Linked DNA regions of Homo sapiens: all the other regions are linked to region 2. The links are chromatin contacts, found by Hi-C or POLR2A ChIA-PET in ENCODE. All regions are on one chromosome and are shown on one strand. The core of a region is the stretch at or near the end of the contact, and the rest is flanking DNA. Distances in the headings are between cores, read along the strand shown. Region 1 overlaps ZBED6 (zinc finger BED-type containing 6). Region 2 overlaps MDM4 (MDM4 regulator of p53). Region 3 has its middle 8.6 kb from the start of LEMD1.

What was found. Hi-C counts contacts between places; a loop is a spot of excess contacts on that map. ChIA-PET counts read pairs that join two places held with the same protein, here RNA polymerase II (POLR2A). Pooled maps may share reads with other maps.
Region 1: a pooled map of psoas muscle shows a loop between it and region 2 (3-fold over the local background). The contact joins two enhancer-like sites. A Hi-C loop is called at or near these places in 1 of 168 maps with a recorded cell type or tissue (psoas muscle), 1 of 37 single-sample maps with no recorded cell type and 4 of 50 pooled maps.
Region 3: a map of breast epithelium shows a loop between it and region 2 (31-fold over the local background). The contact joins two enhancer-like sites. A Hi-C loop is called at or near these places in 1 of 168 maps with a recorded cell type or tissue (breast epithelium). POLR2A ChIA-PET finds 5 or more read pairs at or near these places in 2 of 52 experiments (K562 and T-cell).

The regions. Positions count from the first base shown.
Region 1 is chr1:203,828,135-203,831,569 of GRCh38, forward strand. It overlaps ZBED6 (zinc finger BED-type containing 6), which reads left to right. Exons shown (of 17, transcript NM_001395895.1): 4 at 165-288; 5 at 1,317-1,520; 6 at 1,646-1,762; 7 at 1,989-2,069. ZC3H11A (zinc finger CCCH-type containing 11A) reads left to right here. Exons shown (of 18, transcript NM_001376342.1): 5 at 165-288; 6 at 1,317-1,520; 7 at 1,646-1,762; 8 at 1,989-2,069. Among named protein-coding and RNA genes, the nearest start is that of SNRPE, 32 kb to the right of the region's middle. Within about 2 kb of position 1,302, at least 2 of the 41 ENCODE cell types and tissues checked have a DNase peak (open chromatin) inside an H3K27ac peak, as active enhancers do.
Region 2 is chr1:204,542,567-204,545,953 of GRCh38, forward strand. MDM4 (MDM4 regulator of p53) reads left to right here. Exons shown (of 11, transcript NM_002393.5): 8 at 218-378; 9 at 1,969-2,118. Among named protein-coding and RNA genes, the nearest start is that of LRRN2-AS1, 20 kb to the right of the region's middle. Within about 2 kb of position 1,930, at least 5 of the 41 ENCODE cell types and tissues checked have a DNase peak (open chromatin) inside an H3K27ac peak, as active enhancers do.
Region 3 is chr1:205,428,938-205,432,411 of GRCh38, forward strand. It overlaps a transcript of LEMD1 not described here. Among named protein-coding and RNA genes, the nearest start is that of LEMD1, 8.6 kb to the left of the region's middle. RefSeq lists silencers at 1,749-1,798, 2,019-2,068. Within about 2 kb of position 2,019, at least 6 of the 41 ENCODE cell types and tissues checked have a DNase peak (open chromatin) inside an H3K27ac peak, as active enhancers do.

The DNA.
Region 1 (3,435 bases), core at 52-2,551, 720 kb before region 2:
TAAGTTATGTTATTTTCAGCAATCTCTCTTCCTTCTAAAAATCATCTCATCTCACATGCCTCGGATTTTTGAACCCTGTATGAACTTTGTCTAGAAAACAAACTGCCACATGAATATACGTATCACTGTTTTATTTGAAAGCAATGTGTTTTTCCCTCTTACAGAAAAAACGCAGTGAAATTCCTTGTTATTGGGAAAATCAGCCAACAGGATGTCAAAAATTAAACTGCGCTTTCCATCACAATAGAGGACGATATGTTGATGGCCTTTTCCTACCTCCGAGCAAAAGTGAGATCAGTTTTTAATTTTAAAAGAATATCAAATGAACACCTATTATGCACACTGTACAACAGTACTTTTCAGACATTGACTCCTTTCAGTCTTGTGAAACAGCAGAATTATTTCCACTTTACAGATAAGTGAACTGAATCTTATTAAGGTTAAATGATTTATCCTTGGCCTTAGAACCATTATATATCTTGGCATGCCATTTAAGTTATTATACTTACTTCATTTCTCATATTCTTATCAGACCCATAAACGTTTTCAAAATAAATTTGATTTTCTAGGTCAAAGGTTGGCAAAACTGGTCCTCTGCCTGTTTTGTAAAATAAGTTTTATTGGAATATAGCCTTGCCCATTCATTTACATATTTTCTATTATCAGTTTTGTGCTAGTGCTATAGAATTGAGTAGTTGAGACAGAAACCATATGGCCCACAAAGCCTAAATTATTAACTGGCTCTTTACAGAAAATATTTGCCAACCCTACTCTAGACTATAATCTAAAATAAAACTAAAAAGCTAGTGGTTATTCCCAAAGTTCATTTTAAAGTAATTTAAAAGTGGAATTGGCCATTTAAAAGCCACAGTTGCTACGTGATTAAAATTTGATGGCTACATCTTTTTACCTCAATTTAAGGGAAAAAAGTAGACTTATTCCTTTCTGGTTTGGTTCAAGTAAGTGTCATATGCTTGGGTCTTAGAAGCTACTTCTTTGCTGAGCAAAAAGCCTAGAATTGCAGTATTAAAATTAAAGGTCTAGAATTTGTGAACAGGTACTATGCTTCTTCTAGTCTTCTGTTGATTCTGTTTTGAGTGCCCACTTTGTGTTTATGTACAGTGGAGAGTTAGTGGAGAGTTAATTAGGTAAAAGCACATCTTTTCCCTCCCTGGGACTTTAGAACTTAAATGAGGAAATTTAGTATAAATGCTCATAAGACAAATACACTATAGTTTTCATAGGTGGTCAGGAATTTTTGGTAAGTTGGGGTTGTATCTTCTGTTTTTAATTTATGACTGATTTTGTGCGTTTAGCTGTGTTGCCCACTGTGCCTGAGTCACCAGAAGAGGAAGTGAAGGCTAGCCAACTTTCAGTTCAGCAGAACAAATTGTCTGTCCAGTCCAATCCTTCCCCTCAGCTGCGGAGCGTTATGAAAGTAGAAAGTTCCGAAAATGTTCCTAGCCCCACGCATCCACCAGTTGTAATTAATGCTGCAGATGATGATGAAGATGATGATGGTAAGTTCTGTCTGGCTCCTTCTTTAAGGCAAATAAATAGGGTCTCATAGTGAATTGGGCAGAATCAGGATTAAAGCTATAGGCGTATTTTTAATTGTGAATTTGCCTTAAATGTTGATATATAGATCAGTTTTCTGAGGAAGGTGATGAAACCAAAACACCTACCCTGCAACCAACTCCTGAAGTTCACAATGGATTACGAGTGACTTCTGTCCGGAAACCTGCAGTCAATATAAAGCAAGGTAAGAAGAGGCTAGATTGGTGCCTCTTATAGCACTGTTGAAACTACCTTTGAAATTTAGTTCACAATCATTGACCTCCCTCTTCTTTTTCCCATGCTACACGCATACTTACCTATACTTAGTTTCTGTTGATCATTTATTCAAAAATAAATGCCTGCTATGTACAGATAAAATACAAAGATGAAAAGGCTCCCGTTCCTCATAAAATTTCTATTTGAATTTTCAGGTGAATGTTTGAATTTTGGAATAAAAACTCTTGAGGAAATTAAGTCAAAGAAAATGAAGGAAAAATCTAAGAAGCAAGGTGGTAAGTCATCACGTTTTGGCATGGATAGTTGTATGTTGCTAGGGAAGAATACTAAGGACGCTTCTAGAAGCAACAGCCAAAATGAGCAAATAGATTTTCATTTCCATGGCCTGTTTGAAGTAAAACACAGACTTATTTAAATTGTGGTTGCTTTTAATTCACTGCAGCTGTGTTTCAGTCCCTAACTTTTCAGAGCTGGGTACAATAAAGAATCTGAAAGAACTTGTATATCTTGAAAAATATAGCTCTGAAGAACATCATATAAGAACTATATTAATTCTGTAAGTTCTTATAGTGGTTAAAAAGAAATTATATTAAGAGAGGAAAGGCTGGGCGTGGTGGCTCACGCCTGTAATCCCAGCACTTTGGGAGGCCGAGGAGGGCGAATCATGAGGTTGGGAGATCCAGACCATCCTGGCCAACATGGTGAAACCCCGTCTCTACTAAAACAAAAAATTAGCCAGGCGGGGTGGCATGCACCTGTAGTCCCAGCTACTCGGGAGGCTGAGGCATGAGAATTGCTTGAACCCAGGAGGCAGAGGTTGCAGTGAGCTGAGATCGCACCATTGTATTCCAGCCTGGCGACAGATCAAGACTCTGTCTCAAAAAAGAAAAAAAAGGAAAAACGTCATTTTCTAGTAGAAGAGTTCTTCCTCAAGAGCTGCTAGGATTTTCTTCTGGAGCTTACGTCAGCCTGATTGCTCTGTATTTCCAACCCCCAATTTTTTTTTTTTTTTTTTTTTTTTTTTTTTTTTTTTTTGAGACAGAGTTTTGCTTTTGTTGCCAGGCTGGAGTGCAATGGCGCAATCTTTGCTCACCACAACCTCCACCTCCCAGTTCAAGCTATTCTGCTGCCTCAGCCTCCTGAGTAGCTGGGATTACAGGCATGCGCCACCACGCCTGGGTAATTTTGTATTTTTGGTAAAGACAGGGTTTCTCCATGTTGGTTGGGCTGGTCTCGAACTCCCAACCTCAGGTAATCCACTGCGCCCAGCCCCCAGCCTTAAAATTTATAGTGTGAAGTGTAGTATATATAGAGAGAAATGGTTCTAAAAACCTTCTTTTAAGGCTTGCTTTATAGCAACCTTGGAGTTGTGTTTTCAGATGATTAAATAGAATAGGTTGGATTGATACACCTGATGGCTAGTGTACCTCTGAGGTTAATTTTAGAATAATACTAGCTTTATTGGTAAATATTAGCCTTATTGGTAAATAAAAGTAGTTTGGGTGCCTAAGTCACTCAAAATAATTTTATATTTTGTTTTCACATCATGCCCAAGGCTCCCCTCACCACTACTCCATTTGACTGTAGGCAAACAGATACAGAAAGGCTGATTGGCTTATAGTCATAATATCAGTCTGTATT
Region 2 (3,387 bases), core at 680-3,179:
TGATCTGTTTGTAGTGTCATTACTTGCTAATGAAGTCTAAACAAGGGAGGAGATTTGAGCTCTGCCACTAAGACAGATACTTGATTTCTGGTTCTTTCTTTCTTAGAACAGGAATTTCTTTTTACCTATTTTATAAAGAAGTTTTAAGTATTCTAAAGATAGTCTTAGTTATTACGTATTGTGCATAGTTATCATTCTTTTCATTTGACTTCTATAGATGAAGACTTAATTGAAAATTTAGCCCAAGATGAAACATCTAGGCTGGACCTTGGATTTGAGGAGTGGGATGTAGCTGGCCTGCCTTGGTGGTTTTTAGGAAACTTGAGAAGCAACTATACACCTAGAAGTAATGGCTCAACTGATTTACAGACAAATCAGGTAAATTTCACATTTGAAGGGAAGTGGTTTTTTTTCTTTTGAAAGGGTAACATTCTTGGTTACTCTTGACCACACATTATATTCTCTAAGAATTCTTATTTACTCCTATGGCGTTAAATACCATCTGTATGCATGTGATACCCAAATCTGTATCTCTAGTCCTTACCTCTTCCCTAAATGCCCAACTTCAGTTTCCAGATGCCTATTTAACTAACAACTCTACTTAGAGGATTTGACATTGAACAATTTCAAAATGGAGCCTTTGGCTGTGCGTAGTGGCTCATGCCTGTAATCTCTGGGAGTCCCAGCCTATAACACTGGGAGGCCGAGACAGGAGGATTGCTTGAGCCCAGGAGTTTGAGACCAGCCTAGGCAACATAGACACCATTTTTACAAAAAATTAAAAATTAGCCAGGCGTGGTGGCGTGCGCCTGTTTTACTATAGTAATAACTGATTCAGCCCCCTCCTTCCTCACTTCCTGTCATTCTTCTTTGTTCACTACATGCGTTTTGGATATACTAGGCTCCTTTCTGACACTGTAGCCCAAAATTGCTGCCTTCCTCAGGCACCTTAAGTTTGTTCTTTACTCTTTCTGGAACACTGTTCCCCCACATTCTTTCTTTGCCTTCTCATGATTTAGGACTCACCTCAAATGTAATTTCTTCAAAGAGGTCATCCCTGGCCACAAAGGCTATTATGTTACACAGTTCCAGTAGGATCCATTCGCTTTTTGTTTTGGAGCTGTGTAGCTATAGGTGGTGGCCCTGCCAAACCCATCCCTAGTTAAAATAGCCTCCTCTCTAGCCACTCTTCTCTTTTATCCTATTTTATTCTCCATAGTACTTCTCACTTTGTAAAAATATTGCTATATTTTATGTATGTGTTGTCTGTTTACCACTGAAATGTAAGGCCAGGGCTTTTGTATTATTCACTACTTTTTCCATTACCTGGTACCTAGAACAGTATGTGGCACATAATAGGTATTCAGTGAGTATTTGTTTAATAAATGGATGAGTATTTAATAGTGTGCAAAATAATAAATTGTCTCTCATGAATGTTGTAGAAAAGCATGTCATGAAATATTCATAGATGAATGCAGAAGGTTAGTTCTATATGGAGTTCAGAAAGTGTCAGGACAAAAGGTTTGGGTGACCATCAGTATTTCTCATATTTCTTTAATAAACATCCTTGACCATTTTAAGGGAAAGAATATGTCAGAACTAATGGAATGTTTTGTAGCTTCTTAGAGTGTCACCTGTAGAAGGGAATTTAGGGAATAGATTCTATTTACTTGAGCAACTACAAGTCCTTACCTTTTAAACTCTTCAGTACTGTTTCTTAGGTGTTATACCTGATTTAGTGTTAAAAGAGAAAAGTCCATGCCTGACACCATTATATCCATCCATTAGTTTATCCACAGTAGGTGTCAAGTAGATATATGTTGAATGAATACATGTCCACTGAATAAAGGCAAGATGTTCTTTGGCGATGTAGTGTGACGACATTGAGTTTTGGGTTCATTTGTGTTGTTTCAACATCTCTGATAAACCTCTGAATACAGAAACTCATGTTTGTTTTTTTTCTGTTAGGATGTGGGTACTGCCATTGTTTCAGATACTACAGATGACTTGTGGTTTTTGAATGAGTCAGTATCAGAGCAGTTAGGTGTTGGAATAAAAGTTGAAGCTGCTGATACTGAACAAACAAGTGAAGAAGTAGGGAAAGTAAGTGACAAAAAGGTATGTTGTGGAAAAATTCCATGTTGATTCTGTTTGTGTGCTCATAGTATCATCTGTTGAGATTTCTTTGTATCTGTTTTTACAACAGATTGCTCACATAATCCCCTTTTTAACTTTAATTAATTTTTCAATCCAATTTTAAGATTCACATTAAGTAATGTTAACCAGGGCTGCCTTAAAAGCCCCTACTTAGTCAAAAGCAGTAAGCTACTCTTTTTTCCCCTGATTATAGCAACAAGCTACCTTTTCTCTCCCTTTGCTAACAAGGTAAGGTGCTAATCAAGCTTGTCCAACCCACAGCCTGTGGACCACATGCGGCCCAGAACAACTTTGAATCAACACAAATTCATAAACTTTTAAAAAACATTATGAGTTTTCTTGCGATTTTTTTTCTCCTTTTAGCTCATCAGTTATCATTAGTGTTAGTGTATTTTATGTGTGGCCCAAGACAATTCTTCCAGTGTGACCCAGGGAAGCCAAAAGGTTGGACACCCCTGTTGTAAATGAACAGCAGTCTGTAGGAGAAAACTTATTTCTTGGAAATCTTGATAGCTTCCATAACCATGTTGTACCTAAATGGAAAGATAAGATTATTTCTTTGTAGCTATTTTAGTGTTAAAATAGTAGAAAAGAGGGGAGATTGAACTCTGAGTACATACATATGGTATGTACTCATGAAGTACTCATGTGTATGGTATGTACTCATGTACAGATGAAGAGTCATACAGGCAACTTGCTCAAGACTCAGAAGAAATTGGGGAGGAGATCCAGTGGCCAGCATGTAGAAGAGTGTTGGTAAACATCCATCGGATAAATACAGCAAAGAAAAAATTGGGTCATCCTTTTTAGTTATTTAAGGGATTTTCATAAGAATTTTGAGTTCCTGAAGGATACCCTAGTATATTCGTTGTAGTCAAATGGTACCTGGGTTCTCTTAGACTAGTTATATGGGTAGCATTAGAAGGAATGCAGGTGGCTTGAATTAAGACAAAAGTGACATTTGGAAACTTTTATTTATTTATTTTTGAGATGGGATCTCACTGTTTTGCCCAACCTGGTCTTAAACTTCTTAGCTCAAGTGGTCCTTCCACTTCAGCCTCCCAAGTAGCTGGGGTCACAGGCATGTGCAGCCATACCTGGCCTAGGAAACGTCTATAGAGAGAGATGGGACTTAAAATACTTGGCCATTTGTGAGAAGGTTGCTGTACAGAGGTTCATAATTGTTTCATAATTGGTTTTATTCTTTTTATTGGACCACAAAACTAGGGC
Region 3 (3,474 bases), core at 769-3,268, 890 kb after region 2:
CTCTGAGACAGGGAAGAGAGGTCATGGGAAAAGTCCAGATCTCCACATGGCTCCCTCACAGCCTTTCAAAGTGAGGGCCTGGCAATGGGAAGCCACTTCCACCGCCAGCCCCAGTCAAGTAACCAGCTATCCATGCAGCTTCTGGATCAGACAGTTGCCTCAGGCAATTCCAAGTGATCATCACCACCATCCCTTACCCTCCACAGGTGGCCCCAACCCACCTCCATCTCCAATGACCTAGAGAGTATGGAAGGACACTTCTGGTCCAGTTTAATTTGCTTGGGCAGCGGAGGAGATGAAGGAGATGCTGCAACTATTTTAACACAGCCTTGTGGGGAGGGTGGGTATGTTGAACTGAACCAGAGGAATATGATATCCACGCTGGTGGTGTGTTTCAAAGGCTGATCTTATCATGATGGTAGGGGTCCTCTGAAGCCTTGTCAATGTCTCAGGACATTTTGTGGCTTGGCTCATTTCAATGCCGCATTGTGTCAGGCAGATATGAGGGCTGAGATTTGAAAGGATCAGGATTTTGCTGGGAGGCCATATGCAGCTCTGGGCTAGAGAGAAATCTGGAATTAGAACATCCATTATGCCCTCACACTGTGACTTTTGCATGGGGGACAGATTTATTAGAAGAGGCATAAAAGATGGCCTGTGGAGATAGCCGGGGTTGGGGGAGGAAGAGACCCCCAAATGCAATCTAAACCGGAGATCACAGTGGCTAGCACAGGTCTGTTTCTGGAAATGACTCCTCTACTCTCCTTAGCATGCTTTTTAGCTATTATCTGTCCTTGCCGCACCTTACCCGAGAAGGGCATTTTTCTCGGCTATTTTGATGTTGGGGGGTGGGGGGAGCAGGGACAGGCATTTGGGGTCATTGTCTGGGAATGAATCCTGGACAGCAGGAGGCTGCTGCTCTCACTCCTCATCCCCATCATCTGTCACCCAGCGAGGGCAGCCGGCAGCCAGGCCGCGGACTGCCTAATGAAGACAGAGAGGTGGTTCCGGCTGTGCACAGGTGTCGCTTCCCCATTAACAGAGGTGACATTCCGAAACACTACTCATTACAGAGCAGACATTGGACAGGGCTGGGACACATATTAATGGCAGCAGGGCCAGGCAGCGTCTGTCTCAAATCCCACTGCCCCTGAGAGAGCAATCGAGAGAGCAAGAAAGAAGCATCCTGAGTGTCAAACCAGCAGGCTCCTCACTTTGCAGAGAAAAATGAATTCTTGCCACATAGAAGGCCAAGTCATTCTCTCTGCTGCTTGCACACCCAAGGGTCCTCGGCTTCAGGCCCGCCCAAGCGCTGACCAGCTCCCGTAGAAGCCCCCAGCTCCTTCCCTCTTAGGAAGGGCTGTGTTGAAGACGGCTGGGCGGAGGGGCATCCTCAAATCAGACCTGGATCTGAATGGAGCCCATGAAGTCTTGTTTTAGAGATGGGCATGGATCCCAGTTGTAACTAGGAAGTATAGAGGGAGGCTATGGAGAATTTCCAGACGTTGTCAGGGACGGGGTGGGAGAGTAGGGTAGGGGTGGACAACCAAAGTCATCCAGAGGAGGTAAGAACAAGACAGATCTTCCTCCTGGAATGGGATGCGTGGTTCCCATGAGACAGGAGAAAGCCGCCCATCACCGTGGAGAACCAGGAATGGCAGACCACGCGGACGCCAACAGTTTACGCAGCTCCCCAGCTAGGTGCAAAGTGGCCAAAGGAAGAGCCGGTCTTCCACACGCACACCTCCGCGCCCACACTGCCCCAGGAGCTTCCCACTCAGCCGGGGGACCCCCAAGCAGCCGGCGAGGCGCACTGCGCACGCGCACTCAGGCCGCGGCTCCAGCCGCCCTCCCTCCGCAGTGGGGCGCCCCGCCCCCGCGCCGCTCAGTTTTAAACTCGCAGCAGACGGAACTCGACTTAAAAATAACTATTTTGACAGTTCAGATGTAAATATGTGAGTGACGCGTGGGGCTGTTTTTCCTTCACACTTCCCCTCACCCCTCGCTCCCTACCCCAGCTCAATTCGGCTGAGGCTGAGATGATGGGAGAGCGCCGTCTGCAGGATGCTCCCTAAAATGCAGCAGGAGGAAGAGACTTGTCCTAGAGAGCCCAGCGAGCTTGGGGGTGGGGCGGAGGACCCCCAGCTCACTTTCACTGCACAGGTCACACGCCTTTTGGGGATAAGCAGATTTACACACTATTTCTTGTCTATTACCTGAAAAAGGAGACGTTAGCCAACACACAAGTGAACTAATTTAATCATTCCTGACCTCTCCGTACCCAGTTTTCAGTTCAATTTGACCTGTGCATATTGACTGAATGTCTACTTCGTACCCAACACCGTGCTAGATGCAGTGCAACATGTGACACGTGCAACATGCACACTTGCGATTCCTAATTTTTTCAACGAACCTTCCAGTTAACTCATATTGAACACCTGCTTTGTGCCAGGCCGGGAGCTAGGTAAGCACTTGAGCACAGGCTATCTGACTTGACCCCTGCAAAAACTTGTGGATATTATTATCTGCATTTTCCATATGAAAAACAGAAGTCTAGGGAGATTGAGTGACTTCTCTAGGCCGCCACAGATAGTAAAGACAACAAGTCTTGTGCTCTTCCCTCCATAGCCAATTGAGTGGAAGGTTGGTGGAGGCAGAGTTCCACCCACTTTATAAGTAGGGGAAACTGAGGTCCAGACAAAGTCGCATGTCTGTCTGGTCACCAATACACATTTTAGCTGGGGCAAAGCCAGGAGAACAACACGGAAGCTTTTTTCTTTCTTTCTTTCTTTTTTTTTGAGACTGAGTCTTGCTCTGTTGCCAGGCTGGAGTGCAGTGGTGCGATCTTGGCTCACTGCAACCTCCGCCTCCCGGGTTCAAGAGATTCTCCTGCCTCAGCCTCCAGAGTAGCTGGGACTACAGGTGCGTGCCACCACACCCAGCTAATTTTTGTATTTTTAATAGAGACGGGGTTTCACCATGTTGGTCAGGATGGTCTTGATCTCCTGACCTCGTGGTCCACCCACCTCGACCTCCCAAAGTGCTGGGATTACAGGTGTAAGCCACCGCACCCGCCCAACACAGAAGCTTTAGGATTACCAGCCTGCAGTCCCTTCCCAATCTTCTGGTCCCAGGCAATGTGGTGGGGTGTGACAGATAACCACGTGATATCTTTGAGGTTCTCACTGTCTCTTTGGAAGAAGGGTAGGGAAAAGGTAGCAGGAGAAGAGTTAGAGAAAGGAAGAGGAAGGGAAAAGGAGGGAGGAGGGCTGAAGAGTGGACAAGCATAAGTGTGTGTAGACATGCATGGCCTGGCCAGGTAGTGCAATGAGATAGGGAAGTTCAGAGAGCCCCCAGCCACTCCTCCTTTGTGTGCTCCCGGTCTCCCACCGGCTTGGGCCTCTCCCTCCTTGGCCCAGTGTGCACTGCTCCCAGGCTCTTTCCCCTCATCCTAACAAAACCTGCTCCAAGAGG